4 separate regions of the Homo sapiens genome follow, and all the other regions are linked to region 2. Evidence: read pairs that join two places in POLR2A ChIA-PET (ENCODE). Cell type or tissue: CD4-positive, alpha-beta T cell. All regions are shown on one strand. Each heading gives the region's core, and the rest is flanking DNA. Links, peaks and the distances in the headings are about the cores only.

Region 1 (5,886 bases), core at 982-4,981, 100 kb before region 2:
GGTTTCACAATGTTGGCCAGGATGGTCTTGATCTCTTGACCTCGTGATCTGCCCGCCTCAGCTTCCCAAAGTGCTGGGATTACAGGCGTGAGCCACCGGCGCCCAACCAACTTATGTAAATGTTGAAAACGAAAGTGTTAATTTTGAGATTGTTTGCTAATGCTGAACAAATGGAAACAATTTAAATGTTATTAACAGGGACTGGCTAAATAAAGCATGATACAGCCATATATTGCACAGGTTGGCATACTTTTTCTGTAACGAGCTAGATAGTAAACTCTCCGGGCATTGTAGGCCACAGTCTCTGATGCAACCTTTCAATTCTGCTACTATAGTGCAAAAGCAGGCTGAGACTCTATGGAAAGGAATAGGCATGGCTATGTTCCCATACAACTTCTTTTAGGTGCTGGGCCATATTTGGTCTAGAGGCCATACTTTGCTGACCCTAATATAATAAGTCTTACTATGTGACCATTAAAAAGAACCAAATAGAATTATATGTACTGACAAAGATATCCATCAAGTTGTTTTTTTGTTTTGTTTTGTTGAGATGGAGTCTCGCTCTTGTTGCCCAGGCTGGAGTGCAATGGCGTGATCTCAGCTCACTGCAACCTCCGCCTCCCAGGTTCAAGTGATTTTCCAGACAGCCTCCTGAGTAGCTGGGATTACAGGCGTGCGCCACTACACCCAGCTAATTTTTGTATTTTTAGTAGAGATGGGGTTTCACTATATGTTGGCCAGGCTGGTCTCTAACTCCTAACCTCAAGTGATCCGCCCACCTCGGCCTCCCAAAGTGCTGGGATTACAGGTGTGAGCCATCACACCTGACCCCATCAGGTGTTTTTTTTCTTTTTGTTTTTGTTTTGTTTTTTTTTTTTTTTAAAAAGAATATAAGGCCAGGTGTGGTGGCTCACGCCTGTAATCCCAGCACTTTGGGAGGCTGAAGCGGGCGGATCACTTGAGGTCAGGGGTTCAAGACCAGCCTGACCAACATGGTGAAAACCTGTCTCTACTAAAAAATACCAAAAAATTAGCCAGCCGTGGTGGTGCGCTTCTGTAATCCCAGCTACTCGAGAGGCTGAGGCAGGAGAATCGCTTGAACCTGGGAGGCGGAGGTTGCAGTGAGCCGAGATCGTGCCACTTCACTTCAGCCTGGGTGACAGAGCGAGACTCTGCCTCAAAAAACAAAACAAAACAAAACCAACCAAACAAAAAATATATATATAGCTGGGCATGGTGGCTCACGCCTGTAACCCTAACACTTTGGGAGGCTGAGGTGGGTGGATCACCTGAGGTCAGGAGTTCAAGACCAGCCTGACCAACATGGTGAAACCCCGTCTCTACTAAAAATACAAAATTAGCTTGGTGTGGTGGTACATGCCTGTAATCCCAGCTACTCGAGAGGCCGAGGCAGGAGAATCGCTTGAACCCAGGAGGTGGAGGTTGCAGTGAGCCGAGATCAGGCAATGGCCTGATCTCCAGCCTGGGTGACAGAGCAAGACTCTGTCTCAAAAAAAAAAAAAAAAAGAAAGAAAAAAAAGAATAAGAATGTATAGGCTGAGCATGGTGGCTCACGCCTATAACCCCGGTACTTTGTGAGGCCAAGGTGAGAGGATCGCATGAGCCCAGGAGTTTGTGACCAGCCTGGGCAACATAGTGAGACCTTGTCTCTACTAATATCAAAAACAAAAAACAACAAAAACAAAACAAAAAGTATATATATATATATGCATGTACATTTTTTGGAGGGGGAGGAGAAGGGGTCAAAGTTACACACACAGACACTTGTGTTTCTATAGGCTGACAGGACACAGGAGTCACACCAATTTGGGACCCATAGGCACTTTTTCTTACGTTATTGTTTGAATGTTGTACAATGAGAGAGCTTGGTTTTTGAAATAATTAAATGTAATTGAATTGAGATTTGTTTTGTTTCGTTTTTTTGAGACAGGGTCTCACTCTGTTGCCCAGGCTGGAGTGCAGTGGTGAGATCATGGCTCACCGTAGGTTCCACCTCCTGGGCTCAAACAGTCCTCCTGCCTCAGCCTCCCGAGTAGCTGGGACTAAAGGTGCATGCCACCACGTCTGGCTAATTTTTTGATTTTTATTTTTTTGTAGAGATGGGGTCCTACTATGTTGCCCAGGCTGGTCTCAAACTCCTGGAGAATTGGGCTTAACCAGTCCTCCTGCCTTGGACTCCCAAAGAGCTAGGATTACAGGCGTGAGCCATCACGCCTGACTGGGATTTGTTTTTAAAGTTCCAAAGAGCTTTACTAGTCTTAATCGTAATGTACATAAACTTGTATTCTATGTAAAATATAACAACTTCACAATCATAATAACCATACAGCCATCATTAGCACAGCGCCTCTAACCCACAGCCTCTTACGATTATAAATGGGAGTTCAGATAGATCCATGGACGCAGGGGAGGTTTGGTTGAGGAGCCAGGTCAGAGTCTTGGTTGGAAACACATGCAACTGTATCTGGAACCAGGGTCTGAGGCGAGCTGGGGACAGAGGGACCTCACTTCCAGCCTTCTCTATCAGCAACCCTCTAACATAGAGCTATTTCCAGGTCTAAAGGGTCTCAGAAATGTTCCAACAGCTTCTAGCTTCCTGGGCATTAGCTGCATTTTCACCTACCGGTAGCCCTAGTTCCTCATTTGCCAAAGGCCCACTGCAGGCCGGGCCCTGGTGCCAGCAGAGGAGGTCTGCACCCTCACAGCTGTAGCAGGAGGGAGACGTGCAGAGAGGTGAAGCTCACGGCCCTGGAATACGTGCACCACGGAGGTGAGTGCAAGTGGGTGGGGACTTTGTGGAACAAGTCACATCTGAGTCACTCTGAAGTATGAATAGGAGTCCACCTCATCAACCAAGGCAGGGCAGGAAATTCCAGGCAGACAGTAGTGCAGGGATGAAGGTCCAGAGACGGAAATACTTTTGAAGGCACCATATGAAGTTTATGAACAGAGGTGGAGCTGAGACACCACAGATCAGAAAGGGGAACCAGCAGAGGGTAGCAAGCAGGGGAGACAGGAAGTCAAATTTGAGCTTTAGGGAGATTTTTCTGATGGTAGGGGAGGAGAATGTGTGGGTAGAGCAGTTACTGGCCTCTTGTCCGTATAAGAAGTAATGTGGGCCTGGACTTGGAGCAGAAGTGATTCAGACCTTGCTCGCCTCGCCTCTGAGCCATATTCAAAGCTGCCCTACCAGCCTGCTGTGTCCTCTCCCCTCCCCTCCCCTCCCCTCCTCCCTCCCCTCCCTTCCCCTCTCACCTCCCCTCTCCCCTCCTCTCCCCTCCCCTCTCCCCTCCCCTCCCCTCGTATACTGTTGGTGTGCCAGCTCTCCTTTAGTCTTCAAACTTAAAGCTTGGGTGTCACCCACATCAAGAAAAGTCTATTGACTGGGTGTGGTGGCTCATGCCTGTAATCCCAGCTACTCAGGAGGCTGAGGCCGGGGGATCCCTTGAGCCCAGGAGTTCAAGGTTGCAGTGAACTATGATCACACCACTGCACTCCAGCCTGGGTGACGGAGCAAGACCCTGTCTCAAACAAAGCAAAACAAAAAACCCCAAAAAACTCCACTGATGTCCCCACCCCATCCCCCACCATTCCCGAGCTTGGTCAGGGACCCCTGCCCTGGACTCTATGATGCTCTGTGCATTTCTTTTCTTTTCTTTTCTTTTTTTTTTTTTTTTTTTTGAGACAGAGTCTCACTGTGTCATCCAAGCTGGAGTGCAGTAGTGCGATCTCGGCTTGCTGCAATCTCTGCCTCCCAGGTTCAAGTGATTCTCCTGCTTTAGCCTCCTGAGTAGCCAGGATTACAGGCATGTGCCACCACGCCCAGCTAATTTTGTATTTTTAGTAGAGACAGGGTTTCACCATGTTGGTCAGGCTGGTCTCGAACCCCTGACCTCATGATCCGCCCACCTCGGCCTCCCAAAGTGATGGGATTACAGGCATGAGCCACCACGCCCAGCAGCTCTATGCATTTCTGAGTGTGAATCCCATTGCTTTATGATTGTGTTCTGGTTTTTGTTTTACCACTAGATTGTGATTTTCCTACCAGGTCTCATTCATTCTTCTGACTCCAATGCCTATCACAAAGCCTGGCACAGAGAAGATAAGAGCAAATATTTGTGATTGAATGAGTAAATGATGAATGAAAAGTGAAGACGGGAGATGAGAGAGGTATTTGGAGGTGGAATCAGGGTAACTTGGCAAGTGATTGGCAGGGATAGTGCAGAGGGTGGGTGGTGAGAGGGTGGCATCGAAGATGACTCCAGGTTTTCTGGTTTGGGAGTAGGGGAGCTCTGAACTGTTTTTATTCACAATACTTCTGCCACCAAATGTGTGAGTTTTTTCTTATACTGACCAGTTATTCAACTCTCCAGATACCAATTGGGTATCCAACAAATCAATTCCATTCTGACATTATCTACCTAGAATTAGTGTCAATGCCACCAAAGAGCTCCATCCCGCAAGACTGCCCTGATTTCAGATGTCGGTTGCTGGTACCAGGTTACCATCTGTATTTCTAACCAACCAGCTATAGAAGTCCTAGGTTACCACAACCCCCTCTTCATGTTCAATAATTTGCCAGAATGGCTCACAGAACTCGGAAACACTTTCGTTAGGCTTACCACTTTATGATCAAGGACATATGCTCAGAGACAGCCAGGTGGAAGCATAGGGCATGGTATTGGAGGGGCACGCAGGGCTTCTATGTCTCCTCTGGGCAGGCCGCCCTCCTAGCACTTCAGTGTGTTCACCAACTGGAAGCTCCCCGAATCTCATCATTTAGGGGTTTTTATGGAGGTTTCATTACACAGGCACAATTGATGAAATCATTGACCAATGCTGATTGACTCAATCACCAGCCCCTTTTCCTTCCTGGAGGTCTGGGGATGAGCTGAAAGTTCCAATTCTGTCATGCCTTGGTCTCTCTGGTGACCAGCCCCCATCCTCAAGCTATGTCGGGGACCCCCAGCCACCAGGCACCTTATTAGCACACAAAAGATATCATTCCAGGGATTCCAAGGGTTATAGGAGCTGCGTGCAAAGACTGAGGACAAAGACAGAATACATATTTACCACAGGAGGTGCTGGTGCCATTAGCCAACATGGGAGATATGAGAAGAGGAGCAGATGCCGGGCGCAGAGGCTCACGCCTGTAATCCCAGCACTTTGGGAGGCTGAGGCAGGTGGATCACCTGAGGTTGGGAGTTCAAGACCAGCCTGACCAACATGGAGAAACCCTGTCGCTACTAAAATTAGCTGGGCATTGTGGCGCATGCCTGTAGTCCCAGCTACTCAGGAGGCTGAGGCACTAGAATCGCTTGAACCCGGGAGGTTGTGGTGAGCTGAGACTGGGCCATTGCACTCTAGCCTGGGCAATAAAAATGAAACTCCGACTCAGAAAAAGAAAAAAAAAAAAGAAGAGGAGCAGATATGGGAAGGAAGATAGTTTCAGTTATCTACTGTGTCGGTGACACAAACAACAACAATTATTTATTTATTTATTTATTTATTTTTTGAGAGAGTCTTGCTCTGTCACCCAGGCTGGAGGGCAGTGGCGCAATCTCGGCTCACTGTAACCCCTCCTTCTCCCAGGTTCAAGCGATTCTCCTGCCTCAGCCTCCCGAGTAGCTGGGATTACAGGCGAGCACCACCAAACCCCACTACTTTTTCATATTTTTAGTAGAGACGGGCTTTTACCCTGTTAGCCAGGCTGGTCTCAAACTCCTGACCTCAGGTGATTCACCCGCCTTGGCCTCCCAAAGTGCTGGGATTACAGGCAAGAGCCACCGCACCCAGCCTTTAACAATCATTTATTATGTCTCCTGGTAATTGGGGGGGACTGGCACATTCATTCCCACTCCTGGA
Region 2 (5,886 bases), core at 821-4,820:
AGGCACAAGAATCGCTTGAATCTGGGAGGCAGAGGTTTCAGTGAGCCGAGACCATGCCATTGCACTCCAGCCTAGGTGACACAGCAAGACTCCATCTCTTTCTCTCTCTCTGTCTCTCTCTCTATATATGTAATATATATAAAATATATAATATATAATATAAATTATATATATAAAATATATTTTCAGTATTTGTTCATGGAAAGGCTTTTATTGACTAAAGCCTTTGTTTGAGTTTTATTGGCCAAAGCAGCAAAACGAAAGTGGAGACTATCTATCTGTCTGTCTGTCTGTCTGTCTGTCTGTCTGTCTGTCTATCTATCTATCTATCTATCTATCTATCTATCTATCTATCTATCTATCATTTTTATGTGCAGACAGCATCCATGGAAAGAGATACAATGTGTTGACAGCAGTGGTTGCTGATTGGGGAACGGGAATTGGAAGGCAATCTATTTCTTTACACTGTTTAAAATTTTTACCATATGCATACTGTTAGAAAAAAAGGAACGCTGAGATCGACATGTGTTATGGGTTGAATTATGTCTTCATCCCCAAATTCTTACATTGTAGTCCCAATCCCAAGTATCTCAGATTGTGACTATGTTTGGAAACAGGGTCTTTGCAGGTGAGGAAGTTAAGATGAGGTCATTAGGGTTGGCCCTACTCAAAAATGACTGTTCTTATAAAAAAGGGAAATTAAGACACAGAGATAGATACACATGTGGGAAGAACACTATGTAGATCGGAATTATGTAGCCACAAGCCAAGGAACCACCAGAAGCTAGGAGAGAGGCCTGGAATAGATGCTTTCCCAACTTCTTCAGAGGGAGCATGACCTCGTCAACACTTTGGTTGCACACTTCTAGCATCCAGAATGGTGAGGCAATACAATTCTGTTGTTTAAGCTACTCAATTTGTGGTATTTTGTTATGGCAGCCCTAGGAGCCTAACACAACACATGAAAAACGTTAACAGAAACTGTAAAGGAAGGATTTGAATGGAGAAAGGGAGGCACAGTGGGAGGCAGTGAGCACTGGCCGGGTGGATCCATCCAGGACCCTTGTGCCTGCTCCTTTGCCTTTCTCCCCTCCTGGCCACTGTCCCCAGCTCCTGGCTGAGCATACTGCTCATGGCACCTGGCCTTTTTGGATCTCCAGGAACAACAGTCCTTGTACCCCAGGTGTGTTCAGCTGATTCATGTGAGGTGACTTAATCAGTGACAATGCCCCATTCAGGATGGCCCTCCTGGAAGACGCCCTGGGGTCAACTTAACTGGTGGGAGTTTCTGAGCAATTCTCTTATCCACAAGCCACATCCTGAAACCCCAAATTTGTTAGACTGGTTCAGACTTCTCCAAGCACAGCAAGGAGAGTAAATTATGTAAGGATGACTGACAGTCATTAGTTCTATCAGAGAGGGGTCCTTCAGAGATGCCATAGTAGTTTATGAGGATGCTATATCTGGGCCTCAGTCATTTGAATGGGAGTGAGTTTAGGGTTGTGCATTGCTCCTGTGGTGCCCATGGAGATTTCCCTTGGAGCACCGCCCTGCCCTGGACTTGGCTCCTCACTGGAGAGGGAGTTACCTCCTCTAGCTCCACAGATGGCTACCCATGGCCTGACCAAAGGTTCACTCCAAGGGAGGCACCTTCAGCAGGGCCCTGCCCCTGCCCAGCTTCCCTCCAGGGCAGCCTGAGGCATGGACTACTAGGTCTGGGCAGTGCAGGTGATAAAGGGCTGCCATCTGGAGTGGGACAGCTGGATAGCAGTGACCTGCCTCCCTGGTTTGTGGTGGTAGTGTGCGAACAGGCACCTTGAGTCATCAGGGGAGTATTCTGGCTCCAAGGAAACCCTGTAAGGACACTTTGATCCCACTCAGAGACTGTTTCTTCAGGAATCCGTCTTGGGTCTTTCTCCAAGGAGTCTGTTTCAGTGAGGGCTTTGCCTTGCTTAACATAAACAGTGCCCCAGAGACTTCCCCACATCTCAGCTAAGCCAGCGAAGGAGGGATTTGGGGTGGGCTGCCTTGTCTGATGACCCCAGGCCAAGCTGTCTTTGAGGCTCATCATGGAGCCTTCCTCTGACTTTCATTGACTGCGTCTCTTTGGACATACAGCGACCACTGTGTTTGGTGTTTGGCACCTGCTGGTGAGCACAGTGGGGGCAGGATCCTTGCTCTTCTCAGCCAAGGAAATCCAGCCCCTTCTACCTCATCACTTAGCTGGTCTCTCGAGGCACTGTATCTCTTGATCTTTTAGGTCAACGGCTTATCTTGTGCTGGGTTTTAATCTGTGAGAAGCTTAAGGCCTTTCATAAGTAGTTGGGGTATAAATAAGCACACATGAAAGCCATGCTTCCCCTGGGTTGTTATTTGGATCATTGCAGCAGCTCTGAAAGGAAAGGCGTGTGGTGATTACAGGAAATCATGCTAGAGATTTAAAAAGTACATTTCTGTGGTTTTTAGCAACAAAAGAAAGATTCAGCACTAACTCTGATGCACAGCCCACTGTTCAAACTTCCTTAAAAGAAGAGTGTTTATAGTATGGTCTCCTCACCATAGTGCTCAGTGACACAAGGTGACCTCCCTCCCCTCCAGGAAAAATAGAAAGCAATGACCCTGGGATGATCAAGGGTTTTGATTTGCTTGTGTATGTGCTGTCCTGGCAAGCCTGAAATCAGAGAGTTTAACTTTGGGCCTCTGCCTTTCCTTCTCCTCCCAGAAGCTTCTATGATACACTAGACCTCCTTTCCACCCATCTTTTCAAGATTTTTCTTGAAAAATGCCCCCTTTTTCAGGTAAAATGAAAGCTCCATTAAAGGCAAGGATCTTGTCTTGTTCATGACTGTATCTTCAGTGCTTGGAACAGTGGGCATATAATAACTATTTATTGACTGAATTAATGAATAGAAGGGATGAATGATTGAAATTTAGGATCATTTAGTACTGTGACTTGCCTTGATTCTGTCCTTGATTAGTTGACACAGAATGAACTCTCATGATACCCTTCATCATCCCTTATGCCCTTCCATTCTTGATGTTCAGTCTATCAACCACTCAGTTTCCAGAATCCTAGAGTAACTCAGGATCACAGTTGGCATTTTGCTACCCTTCTTCCCCCGCCCTTGTCTCCCCCAACTTTGCTGTTCCCAGGCCTTCTGGTCCTTGAGGACCACAGGGCCAGAAACCTGTCACTGATGAACACCATTAGCCAGGTCACTGTCCTAATGTCCATCTTCCACCAGGGATTGTGTGTAATTCTCAGTAGGGGAGTACCTGATATCTTAAATCATTATAATGCACAAAACTCTCCAGTAGTCATTTTATTTATTTATTTTTTGAGAAGGAATCTTGCTCTGTTGCCCAGGCTGGAGTGCAGTGGCACAATCTCAGCTCACTGCAACCTCTGCCTCCCAGGTTAAAAGCGATTCTCGTGCTTCAGCCTCCCAAGTAGCTGGGATTACAGGCACCTGCCACCATGCCTGGCTAATTTTTGTATTTTTAGTAGAGACAGGGTTTTACCATGTTGGCCAGGCTGGTCTTGAACTCCTGACCTCAAGGGATCCACCTGCATCGGCCTCCCAAAGTGCTGGGATCACAGGTGTGAGCCACCGCGCCTGGCCTAAAGTTCTTATTTAATCTGTGATGTGGCCCATACACAGTCTGCCCCAGTTTGCAGACTGACATGTCTGTTACAATGGGTAACTCAATCTTCTCCAAATACCAAGAAAACCTTAAGAAAGAAAAATGTTTCAAAATTAATGGACACTCTTTGAGGAAGGTATTTAAGCACCAGGTAACCTGGGCTTGTGCTCAATGCCTTTAAGAGAATAGCAAAGCTCATCAGCAGGTATTTGTGAGCCAGTCAGACTGAGGATTTGGCTTGGATGAGTTAGATGGAGACAGAATATGTGGGACTTGGGCCTGGGGCCAGGCATACCTGATAGGTGTTTCATAATGCCCCTCTCTCTTCCCTCCCAAACCTTTGAAGGTTTGTTCCTCCAGCTGATCTGAAGTCAGTTGGCAATTCCCAGTTGTTGTGGGTAGGCCCTAATTGTATGGCTTTAGAATGCAGGGGCTTATACCTGTGGAAGGCTGAGTTGTCTCATTTAGATCAGTTTGCAGACAAGCACCCGGGTGTATCTGCTTTTCTGGCAAGGCTGTGATCCCACATGTACCAGTCTGTTCTCACACTGCTAATGAAGACATACCCAAGACTGGGTAATCTGTAAAGGAAAGGGGTTTAATGGACTCACAGTTCCACTTGCCTGGGGAGGCCTCACAATCATGGCGGAAGGTGAAGGAGGAGGAAAGGCGTGTCTTACATGGTGGAAGGCAAGAGAGCGTGTGCAGGGGAACTCCCCTTTATAGAACCACGAGACTTATTCACTATCACGAGAACGGCATGGGAAAGACCTACCTCCATGATTCAATTACCTCCCACTGGGTCCCTCTCACAACACGTGGGAATTCTAGGAGCTACAATTCAAGATGAGATTTGGGTGGGAACACAGCCAAACCAAATCACCGCATGACCAAGCAGATTTGTTACCTGCTCTGGCTTGTGACCAATAGAGGGATGGGAAGGATGGGAACACAGTATGGTCTAGAGGGTACCAAGACAGAAGAGGCTATTGTGCAGAACCTTGGGGAGACGCCTTCCAGAGAGACTGGAGGTGCCTCTGCCAGAGAAAAGGAGGAGGTATTGAGAGAAGAGAGGATGGAGGGGTTTTACAGAGAGATCTGTCTCCTTTGGTTAAGGTTGCATCACAGGCACAGGAAATATTAGAGTAACTGAGGGAGGTAAACTATGTGGAAGGAGGGATGCTGTGGTTTGAATGTGTCCCCTCCAAAATTCAGATGTTGCTAGTGTGATGGTATTAAAAGGTGAGGCCTTTAGGAGGTGATTAAGCCATGAAGGCTCCTCTTTATAAGGACCTTTTTGGGATTAAGACTCCTCTTTATAAGGCCTTTATGGGATTAAGGCCCTAATAAAAGAGGTGTCATGCAGCCATTCAGTTAGCTTGCCCTTCTGTCTTCTTCCATGTGAGGATGCAGCAAGAAGGCCCTCACCAGACCAAAGGCCAGTGCCTTGATCTCGGACTTCCCAGCCTCCAGAATGGTGAGAAATATATTTCTGTTCCTCATAAATTACCCAGTCTCAGGCATTTTGTTGTAGCAGCACAAATGGACTGAGACAAGGGGTACGCAGTGGGCCTGTGCCACCTTGGCCCATGGGAGGCAAACCAGGAAGCCTTGTCTCCTCACCACTCAGAATGAGGAGAACATGTGAAAGGAGAAAGGGGTTGGGGCTGGGTAGGGTCATTTGCTGACTTAAGACCTCTAATGCGTTGTCTCTGGAGAGTTGAAACATCTTGCTAAAGACCTCATAGTCAGTCTTTGCTGCAACACAGATGGACCAAGCCTGTCTGTATTGCAGCAAAGAGTGAGGAGATATTCCAGCAAAGGCAGCATCCTGTATGCTGATTACTGGGGAAGCACAAGAAAGGGGAGCTGTCAGAGGCTATAGAGCTGCATCTGTACCTGGGGAAAGTGAGAGAGAAAATTCCACGGGTTGTAAGTGTTGTCTGGAGCCTCGTAGGGGGTGGCCAGCCCCACTACCCACCTGATACCAGGAACCCTACCTCCCCACCTCTGACCCAGCTCTCCAGTGCCCAGGAGAATTCCCTGCTTTGTAAAATGAATTCTCCTGGACACTGGAGATCTGGGTCAGAGCTGGAGAGATAGGGTTCCTGGCATCAGGATCTTGAATCTGGATTTTCCCAAAATATGTTTCAACAAAGCTTTCTCTTGTGATGTATGCCTCAAATATGTTTGGGAAACCTGGCATACTCTGTTCCCCATCAAGGAGACCCACATCGCACA
Region 3 (4,000 bases), core at 1-4,000, 130 kb after region 2:
ATAATAAGCCTTGTAGAATATTTCATTCTTTAAAGAGTTGGCATGTACAACTTTGCTAAAAAATAAAAATAAGTGGGTTAACACACAACCGCCAGAAATAAAAAAATAAAAAACCCAAGGAAGAATGAACGACAGGAGGATAAAGAGATCTATGAACAAACAAGCTAAAGCAGAGAGGAAGAAAACAGAGGCCCAAAATTACTTGCTTATTACTGTTTTAATACTGCAATCTCAAGGGACTATACAATATAAAGCAGTCAACCAGTTTTGATGTCAACAAAAGCAAAAAACATAACCTATGTGTTTCTGGTTTAATAAAGTCAAGGGGATTTTTTTTCAGTAAATTATTTGTTTCTCACAAGTGGATGAAAATCATTTGTTCTTAGTATGCACTCCTTAAATGATAGTTTGAATCTGAGAAATAATTTACTGAAGAATTTTAAGTTTAAGGTAAAACTTCATCTTACTATCGACACGTTTTTGTTGAGTACCAATTGTGTGCAACCACCATGTGTAATCCTTGGAGAAGGAATATCAAAATGAACTATTCACAGATTCCCACTGCATAGAACTTAACAACACAACAAAAGAGATAAGCCATGTAATTGGATAACTGTGACATAGGATAAACAGTGTCAAGTGCTGTAGTAGAGATCCAGATAAGACACTATAGAAGTTCTGAGGAGGAGGAAGTTAATTCCAACTGGGAATATCAGACAGAGGCTTCCTGCAGGTGATGGCATTCATATGAAAGTTTGTTGTGTTTGTTCCTTTCGATTTATATCTTGTCCAGTTCTTTATGTGTTTTATTTAAGAAATGCAGACAAGACAAGAGAAGCAGTGGTCTACAGTTTCTCCAGGTTTCTTTGGTTGGCAAGGAGCCCTGACAGGCAGGCACCCGTCTGTGTGTCCATGGAAGCCCAGTGTGGCCCCCGTCTTGCTTTAAAAGCCCTTGCAGGACCCTCAAAGGCTGTAGTTATAACTTTTGAAGTAACATACTTTCCATAAGTACTAAAAATATTTTACTTGCCTTTGAATCCTGGAGTGTGTCAATAAGTTCTTCATTGTCCAGAATATTTCCTTCAGAGGTAAAGAGCATTCTCAGGATTTTCTCTTCGATAGTTTTCAACTGGTTTTTATCAGTGTTGATCCTCACGATGAGCTTAATTCTTTGTTCTTCCAACCTGGGTTTTTCAAGTCGCACCACATCACTAAAACCAAAGTTCAGATATCTAAATTATGTCTCTGCCAGTGCCTCAAAGTTGCTTCTATTTTTCTTTCTCTGTTTGTAATCGTTCTTATTCTGAATACTATTCAGCTGAGCATTAATGCTGATGGCCATATCTGAATGCACACCATGTCTCTTTTGCTGGGTTTACACAATAGCTTCTGACTCAACTACATGTCAATTCTGATCTTTTATCTTGTATTTTAGAGATGCATACTACTGAAGTTCCCACACCTTCTGCTCATCTCTTAGGAAGACCTGCTTAATACTTGATCTCTCTAATCATTCAATTTCTGTCTCTAACGCTTGCTTGTGCCAAGATGAAAATGGTGCCTGGAATATTTATGATGCCTTGAATATTCTTTCTGTACCAACATGGCAGATTCTGAAATCACACCACCTCCATGAAATGATTTTTGATTGCATATGAGAAAGGAGCCTTACCTCCAGCTTCACCCTTGTATAAACAGGTGAACTTATATCTCCCTTCACTTGTTCTCTCATAATTTGCTCCCAGTCTCCATTTGCAAGTTAATCTTTATTAAGTACTACTCTATGCAATGCACCCTGCTAAGAGTTTTACGTGGATTATCTATTAATCCTTTGAATGCCCCCCCCATAAGGTGGGCACTGTGGTTATCATCCCCAGCTTGCAGGTGAACAAACAGACTCTAGTGGGTCACTTCTTGAGATCACATGGCTATGAGAGGCCAAGCTGGGCTTGTACCTGGGTCTGCTGGCTCCAGAGCATGCACTGTTACTAGTATGCTGCCTTAAGTAACAACCCATTATTTACTTGTTATGTACATGCTGAATTCAGACACCTTGAAATTATTATATAAAGAATACTAAAAATCATAACCTCAAATTCAATTGTTTAAATAAGTTTTTCAGAAGACAGTAGTTTAAGGAATTTTTAAGATAAAGGTAAGCTCAGGAAACAGCTTGAGAGAAACATTAATCAAATTAATCAAGTTAAGAATCAAAAGAGCCTGCCAAGGAAGTCTGTGAGGTGAGTTACAGTTTCTGGAAATAGAAAGGAAGACAGAAGGAGGTGGACAGTCTGGGTGGCTGAATGGAATTCCTTGAAGTTGAAAAATGGCCTTGTGCTGCCCCAGAAGGACTAAGGCATTGTGGTTGGCATTTTCCAGGAGGCAGGGAGGTGAACTGTGGTGTTCAAAATTGAGAGGATCTGAGGAAAATTGCAATGAGAAATTGAGCACAATGTGTATCACTGCCTGTCCAGGAGCTCAGCAGAGCAGAGGGCAACTGAAATAGGTGACGGCCTGTCAGAACACAGGCAGACCCAGCTCCATCCTCACCCTGGCTAAGGGCTGTTAGCTTCCCTTTTCAATGCCATCAATCTAGGAGAAATAGCAGGGAGATACTGCACACCATGACTGAGTCCCAGCATTTCTCGTGTTCTTATCAGGGCACTTCTCCTTCTTGTCCCAGGCAGCCTAACATGCTGGGAGCTTAGTGACACAGCTGAGCTTAACTATGCACAGGAATAAACTGGTATGCAAAGTGTTCAGCCAAGTCCTTAGAATATATTCATAAAATATGTTGAAATAAACTTTAATTGGAAAGAAGTTAACCTAGTGGAAGGTAAGCAAGTTAGCAGCTGGCAGAATAATTCCTAAAACAAACTAGAGAAATAAGACTTAAGCTCATTAGTGACAACATAGGTAAGTCAGGACGATCTTGACTTGAATATAAGGGATATTTCTTTTGAACATGGGTCTAAATTATGTTTCTTTAGAGTGAATAAAAATACATACATAGGTATTCCTATATACATACATATGTGTATATATGTGTTGGTTAAATATATATATTAAATATAAAATTAATTTTGAATCAACATCAATGTTATTATTTTAACAAATATTTTTAAAGTTTGTCTCATGAACCTCTTGGCTAATTCTGATGATTAATATTAACAACTCATAATGCAATATTTGGGAAATAGGGATTTAATCACATACAGAATATACTAAGAAAGGGCATACATATATATATATACCCATATATATGTATATATATGGGTATATATGTATATATGTGTATATATATACACACATATATACATATATATACACACACATATATTTGAAGTGGACAGTTAAATACACTAAGAAAACACCTAAAAACCAGTGAAGCTGGAACAAATATATTTGGAGAAGCTGTTTTTTCACAGGTATGGACCAGTGCATTTCTAGGAACAACAGAAAGACTGACTTCGTTCACTTGCTCAGGATGGAAATCATAGTGAAGGGAAGAGGCAGGGCTGGGCTGCCAGCCTGGTTCAAACAGTGGGGGTGGGGAATTAAGGGTCTATCCTTGACGTCCTTGAGAAGACGGTAGACAAGATCAGCTGCTCTGAACAGCTATGGAAATGGTAAAGAACTTGGCCACTTACTTGTATTTTTTTTTGATTAAGGGTTCATGTGTAGTGCTCTTACACAGCAGAACATTGTCTTTGTCAATATTTCTAAACAAAATATTTAGGAAACCCACAATACCCCCTTCCCTCCCCTCAACTCCCTGTTTTTTTACCTTAACAACTGATCCTCCAGGCCTGATTTTGTTACAGTGAAATTGATAATGGTAACTTTAATGCATACCTGGAAGAGAAGCACAGAGTGCATAAAAATGCTTAAGTGCAAACTAATAAAATACCTTTCTTTATTAGAACACAGCTCATTACTACCCAGGCGGATGTATCTCAGGTCTAATTGCACACACACCTACCCCCACACATACTTTAGG
Region 4 (5,886 bases), core at 902-4,901, 94 kb before region 2:
ACTTCTAAAAAGATGGCACCACAGAGCCATGACTAGGATTCTGAGACAGAAGCTATGTCCTGGCCTTGTGGCCAGTGTGGGCCCAGTGAGCGGAAGATACCTGCTGGCTGAGTCAGGATACTCTACACGCTTACAGGGCACTGACCCTTTTTGTTTTAGATGTTTAATTACTAGTCTGTCTAGGGAAATACAGGTGAGAAGACAAAAATCCCACACATGGGGAAGTTGCAGAGTCATGAAATCTCTTAAGGTGATTATAGCCTTAGTCCTTACAGTATATAGTTTCCAGTTGTTTTCCTGAGATTGAACCTAGAAGCCCAATTTATCATTTTTTTTTTCCTTGAGACGGAGTCTCAATCTGTGGCCCAGGCTGGAGTGCAGTGGCATGATCTCAGCTCACTGCAACCTCCGCCTCCCGGGTTCCAGAGATTGTCCTGTCTCAGCCTCCCAAGTAGCTAGGATTACAGGCACGCACCACCACACCTGGCTAATTTTTGTATTTTTAGTAAAGACAGGATTTTGCCATGTTGGCCAGGCTGGTCTTGAACTCCTGACTTCAGATGATTGTCTCAACTTGGCCTCCCAAAGTGCTAGGATTACTGGCGTGAGCCACCACACCTGGCCCAATTTATTAATTTTTTTCACTCATCTAATAAAACCCTTGTTGATCATCTAAGAGCTCTGGGCCAGACACTACAGGTGTAAAGGTGAATAAAGGCCTAATCTTTTGTTTTTGTTTTTGTTTTTCTTGAGACATGGTCTCCCTCTGTCACCCAGGCTGGAGTGCAGTGGTACGATCTTGGCTCACTGCAACCCCAGCCTCCTGGGCTCAAGTGATCCTCCTGCCTCAGCCTTCCGAGTAGCTGGCACTACAGGTGTGAGCCACCACACCTGACTAATTTTTATATTTTTTGTGGAGATGGGGTTTTGCCATGTTGCCCAGGCTGGTCTCCAACTCCTGAGCCCAAGCAATCCACCCACCTCGGCTTTCTAAAGTGCTGGGATTACAGCGTGAGCCACCACACTGGCCAATAAAGCCAAATCTTAGCTCCTAAGAAGTTCACAGCCAGAGTGGGGAGAGTGACTAAACAAATGACCATGGTGAATTTCATAACTTCAGATGAGAAAGGTATAAAGGAAGAGCTTTGGAAGGAGAGAGCTGCCCCCTCCTCCAGGGGCTCACTCACCTGTGGGCTCTGTAGAAGCCCTCTGAAAAGCAGTTTCTCAGCACAGTGAGCTCGAAGTCGTCTCCATTCACACCTGGAGCACCGCCCTGTATTGCAAATGGGAGGGTAAAGTTGGTGTAAATTTTATGGAGGGCAATTTGGCAATAACTAACAAAATTTTGCCACCATTTTCTCTTCTAGGACTGCTTCTTTCCTTGCATGTGTATGAAATTACATTTGTATAAGGTGTTGCATGGCAGCACTGTTGGTAATAACTAAGACTGGAAGTAACCTCTGTGCTCAACATAAATAACAATGATGGTGCAACTGCATAAAGAAATACTATGCAACTATAAAAAAAAGAGGAACCTCTTTAGGTACTGATCTGGATCATTCCAAGATATCCTGATATATGAAAAAGCATGTATCTGAACCCTGTTATATTAATAATATGCTGCCTTTTGTAGGAAAAAAAGGAAAAAAGTATATATATGCATACACACTCATATAATTTGTATATGTATAAACTAGCTCTGGAAGGAAACAAAAGAAACCAGTAGATCCTCTGGGGAAGGGAACTGGGTGTCCCAGAGTGGGAAACTCCACTGTGTATTCTTTTTACCATTGGAATTTTGAACTTATTATGTTTTGTTTATTTATTTACTTATTTATTATTTTTTTGAGACGGAGTCTCGCTCTGTTGCCTAGGCTGGAGTGCAGTGGTGCCATCTCGGCTCACTGCAAGCTCCGCCTCCTGGGTTCAAGTGATTCTTATGCCTCAGCCTCCCAAGTAGCTGGGATTATAGGTGCCTGGCTAATTTTTCTATTTTTAGTAGAGACGGGGTTTCGCCATGTTGCACAGGCTGGGATTTCAGGTATGCGCCACCACACCCTGCTAATTTTTGTATTCTTAGTAGAGACAGGGTTTCACCATGTTGGCCAGGCTGGTCTCAAACTCCTAACTTCAAGTGATCCGCCCACCTAGGCCTCCCAAAGTGCTGAGATTACAGGAGCAAGCCACTGTGCCTGGCCTGATTTTTTAAAGAGCTCCCTCCCCCAGTCTCCCTAGCTGAGATTGGGGGGTGAGGGCAATTTGCATCTCAGGGAAGGTATGCTGGTCTCATTTCATCTCAATGATCCTTTATCTCCTCCACCAGAAAGCCCATCTTTGGTCATTTCTTTCTTCACATTGACTTGGCATAAACTTTTAACGTTATCAACAACTGCTTAGCCTAATATTAGCTTTCATTTCCCTTCTCCTTCCCACAGAAGGCTTTGTGCTTTCACGAACTCCCGGTTTGGTCAGGCTAAGGTTCTGGATTTCAGTCTTGGCTCTAGCGGCCGGCAGCTGTGTGGACACTCTACCATCTCAGTCTTTATTGCTTGACAATTGTAGCTGCTTTCAGCAAAGTTTGTTAAGCTCAGGGGCTGTTCCAATTGTCAGTTCTTCCTCCTCTGGTGGGGAAAGTCCCCTTTAAAGCCACGTGCTTAAAACTGAAACCTGCAGGCCATCACAAAGGCGGGGTCTCCACACCCATCTCAGCTCCACCAACTGCAGGCTCCCAAGTACCTCTTACACCCTTGCTGATGACCGCCCTTGGAGGAAGTTCAAGGCCAAGGTGGCTTGAGAAACCCAGCTCTTGGCAGTTTCTAAATCTAGATTAATTTTCCCTCCAGAGAGGAAATTTTGTTGGTTGCAACCTGGTTGCTGCCATGTGACCAGGCTTGGCCAGTCCAGATCTTCCCCCAGGTAGAAGGATCTGGATAGACTGACGGCAGACAAATAGAGACTGTTCTCAGCAGCCACGGCAGTAGACTGCAGACTGCAGCCTTAAGTAACCACCCCCCACCCCTACCCTCATCCCCTTCACTTTCACCACTACCCTTTCACATCACCACCATCATAATCACTACCCCTGCCGTCACACCAAGGTCACCTTACAACTCCATTTGTCTAGCAGAGACTTCACTGAAAGATTGGGGTAATAACTAAATAACTGCAGAGGATGAACATGGTCATGTATCTGTGTAGCTAAAGGAACAGTCCCAGTGCATCCCATGGATCTGAGGGAGGCCTAAGGAGCTCTACCAGGAACATCCCTTCCCTGCAGACCTGCTGGTGGGTCCGCAGCTCAGCAAACTAGAAAACTGTGGACACGGCTGGGTGAGGTGGCTCATGCCTGTAATCCCAGCACTTTGGGAGGCCGAGGTGGGCGGATCACCTGAGGTCAGGAGTTTGAGACCAGCCTGGCTAACACGGTGAAACCCCCATCTCTACTAAAAATGCAAAAATTAGCTGGGCATGGTGGCGGGCATCCCTACTCAGTAGGCTGAGGCAAAAGAATTGCTTGAACCCGGGAGGAGGAGGTTACAGTGAGCCGAGATTGTGCCATTGCACTCCAGCCTGGGCAACAAGAGTGAAACTCCGTCTCAAAAAAAAAAAAAAAAAAAGAAAAAAATAACTGTGTAGACTCTGACACTGTGGCATAAATATAAATGTACCCTAACATGCATGGGAACTTGTTTCTAACTTAGCATGTAGCGTGATGAAATGAAAAATAAGGTCTGTTATACCACATAAGGGTTCAGTTAAAGTCTTACCTCAGGATGTTTCTCCTCTGGTTTCACTTTTTAAATGAGTAATAAATCACACGTGTCATCTTTATAAGAAACTCCAGGATAGAGTTTTATTATTTTTTTTCTGGTCTTATATAAAAAAGAGTTGTACTTCTTTAGATTCAGGAGTGTGCCTTTTTTTTTTTTTCTTTGAGACAGGGTCTCATTCTGTCTCCCAGGCTGGAGTGCAGTGGTGTGACCACAGCTCATGAGGCATCCTCCCACTTCAGCCTCCTGAGTAGCTGACCACAGGCGTGTGCCACCACACCCTGCTAATTTTTAAAATTTTTTGTAGAGGTGGGGTCTTACTATGTTGCCCAAGCTGGTCTTGAACTCTTGGACTCTCACATGGACCTCCCAAAGTGCTGGGATTACAGGTGTGAGTCACCATGCCCGGCCAAGAGTTTGCCTTTATCACATAGTTATTGTAAACTGCATAACTAATCAGATTTCCCTTTTCACACAGGCTGCTAGGAAACTTTGAGTCAAATATACGGCCCAGCTCTGGCAAGCATTGAATTCTTTAAGCTCTGAATTTTTTTTTTCTTTTTTTCTTTTTTCTTTTTGAGATGGAGTTTCACTCTTGTTGCCCAGGCTGGAGTGCAATGGTGCGATCTCGGCTCACTGCAACCTCTGCCTCCCGGGTTCAAGTGATTTTCCTCCCTCAGCCTCCCAAGTAGCTGGGATTACAGGGGCCCACCACCACGCCCAGCTAATTTTTTGTATTTTTAGTAGAGATGGGGTTACACTATGTTGCCCAGGCTGTTCTCGAACTCCTGACTTCAGGCGATCTACCGGCCTCAGCCTCCCAAAATGCTGGGATTACAGGTGTGAGCCACTGTGTCTGGCTAAACTCTAAATTTTTTTTTTTTTTTTTTTTGAGACGGAGTCTGTCACTCAGGCTGGAGTGCAGTGGTGTGATCTTGGCTCACTGCACAGCCTCCTCCTCCTGGGTTCAAGCGATTCTCCTACCTCAGCCTCCCGAGTGGCTGGGACTACAAGCACAGGCCACTGCGCCCAGCTAATTTTTGTATTTTTAGTAGAGACGGGGTTTCACCATGTTGGCCAGGCTGGTCTCGAACTCCTGACCTCGTGATCTGCCCGCCTGGACCTCCCAAAGTGCTGAGATTACAGGCGTGAGCCACTGCACCCAGCCTAAGCTCTGAATTTTTAATCCCTATTCCTGGCTTGACTTTTTCTTTACTTTTGTCTCAGTTTTTTTTTTTTTCCTTTTTTTACTGAGTCTTGCTCTGTTGCCCAGACTGGAGGACAATGGCGCAATCTCAGCTCACTGCAACCTCTGCCTCCCAGGTTCAAGTGATTCTCCTGCCTTGGCCTCCCGAGTAGGTACGATTACAGGCACCCACCACCACGCCAGGCTAATTTTTGTATTTTTGTAGAGATGGAGTTTTACCATGTTGGCCAAGCTAGTCTTGAACTGCTGACCTCAGGTGATCTACCCACCTCAGCACCCCCAAAGTGCCGAGATTATAGGTGTGAGCCACTGGGCCCAAGCCCTTTTGCCTCCGTTTTAATTTCTGTCTTGTTATAAACTTGTAAACCACCATAAACCCTTTCCAGATCAAGATGGAGATTAGACCAGCAGATGTGTCTTGTCTAACCTCCTTTTATACGCAAGTTGAAGAGGTTGTACTGAAAACAACATGGAAGACTACTGGACATTGCACATTGAAATTAAGGTCATCTGTTTTTTTTTTTTCGAGATGGAGTTTCGTTTTTGTTGCCCAGACTGGAGTGCAATGGCTTAATCTCGGCTCACTGCAACCTCCACCTCCCAGGTTCAAGCGATTCTCCTGCCTCAGCCTCCCGAGTAGCTGGGACTACAGGCACATGCCACCACATCTGGCTAATTTGTGTATTTTTAGTAGAGATGGGGTTTCACCATGTTGGCCAGGCTGGTCTCCAACTCCTGACCTCGTGATCCACCTGCCTTGGCTTCCCAAAGTGCTGGGGTTACAGCCACCACGCCCGGCCTAGCCCAGGACATCTTTTTTTCTTCCTCCCCAAAAGGAAAACTACCCAGTCTGAATGAGTATCTTCTAAATCATTTTTAGATTTTGGAAGTCTCAACGTCAAGACTCAG

Evidence for each region. ChIA-PET counts read pairs that join two places held together with the same protein. Peaks named below come from ENCODE experiments on the same cell type or tissue, not always from the same donor. Only the 100,000 strongest peaks of a DNase experiment are listed, where the experiment ranks them.
Region 1: POLR2A ChIA-PET joins it to region 2 with 7 read pairs; 2 of 35 experiments call an interaction of 5 or more read pairs at or near these places.
Region 3: POLR2A ChIA-PET joins it to region 2 with 5 read pairs; 1 of 35 experiments calls an interaction of 5 or more read pairs at or near these places.
Region 4: POLR2A ChIA-PET joins it to region 2 with 5 read pairs; 2 of 35 experiments call an interaction of 5 or more read pairs at or near these places.

Annotation. Positions count from the first base shown.
Region 1 is chr2:84,943,533-84,949,418 of GRCh38, reverse strand. No RefSeq gene overlaps it. Among named protein-coding and RNA genes, the nearest start is that of KCMF1, 25 kb to the left of the region's middle. RefSeq lists an enhancer at 2,836-3,005 and a silencer at 3,176-3,325. In CD4-positive, alpha-beta T cell, for the core only: no CTCF peak of the experiment used is centred there; a DNase peak (open chromatin) is centred at 2,968; H3K4me3 peaks cover 704 bases; H3K27ac peaks cover 786 bases.
Region 2 is chr2:84,842,806-84,848,691 of GRCh38, reverse strand. All of the region lies in intron 2 of TRABD2A (TraB domain containing 2A), which reads left to right. Among named protein-coding and RNA genes, the nearest start is that of TRABD2A, 35 kb to the left of the region's middle. RefSeq lists enhancers at 1,170-1,669, 1,670-2,171. In CD4-positive, alpha-beta T cell, for the core only: no CTCF peak of the experiment used is centred there; DNase peaks (open chromatin) are centred at 1,787, 2,371 and 4,341; H3K27ac peaks cover 4,000 bases.
Region 3 is chr2:84,715,415-84,719,414 of GRCh38, reverse strand. It overlaps DNAH6 (dynein axonemal heavy chain 6), which reads right to left. Exons shown (of 77, transcript NM_001370.2): 58 at 3,788-3,855; 59 at 1,031-1,211. Among named protein-coding and RNA genes, the nearest start is that of TRABD2A, 160 kb to the left of the region's middle. In CD4-positive, alpha-beta T cell, for the core only: no CTCF peak of the experiment used is centred there; no DNase peak of the experiment used is centred there; H3K4me3 peaks cover 1,215 bases.
Region 4 is chr2:84,936,601-84,942,486 of GRCh38, reverse strand. No RefSeq gene overlaps it. Among named protein-coding and RNA genes, the nearest start is that of KCMF1, 32 kb to the left of the region's middle. RefSeq lists an enhancer at 2,469-2,978. In CD4-positive, alpha-beta T cell, for the core only: no CTCF peak of the experiment used is centred there; DNase peaks (open chromatin) are centred at 2,676, 3,756 and 4,066; H3K4me3 peaks cover 2,081 bases; H3K27ac peaks cover 2,272 bases.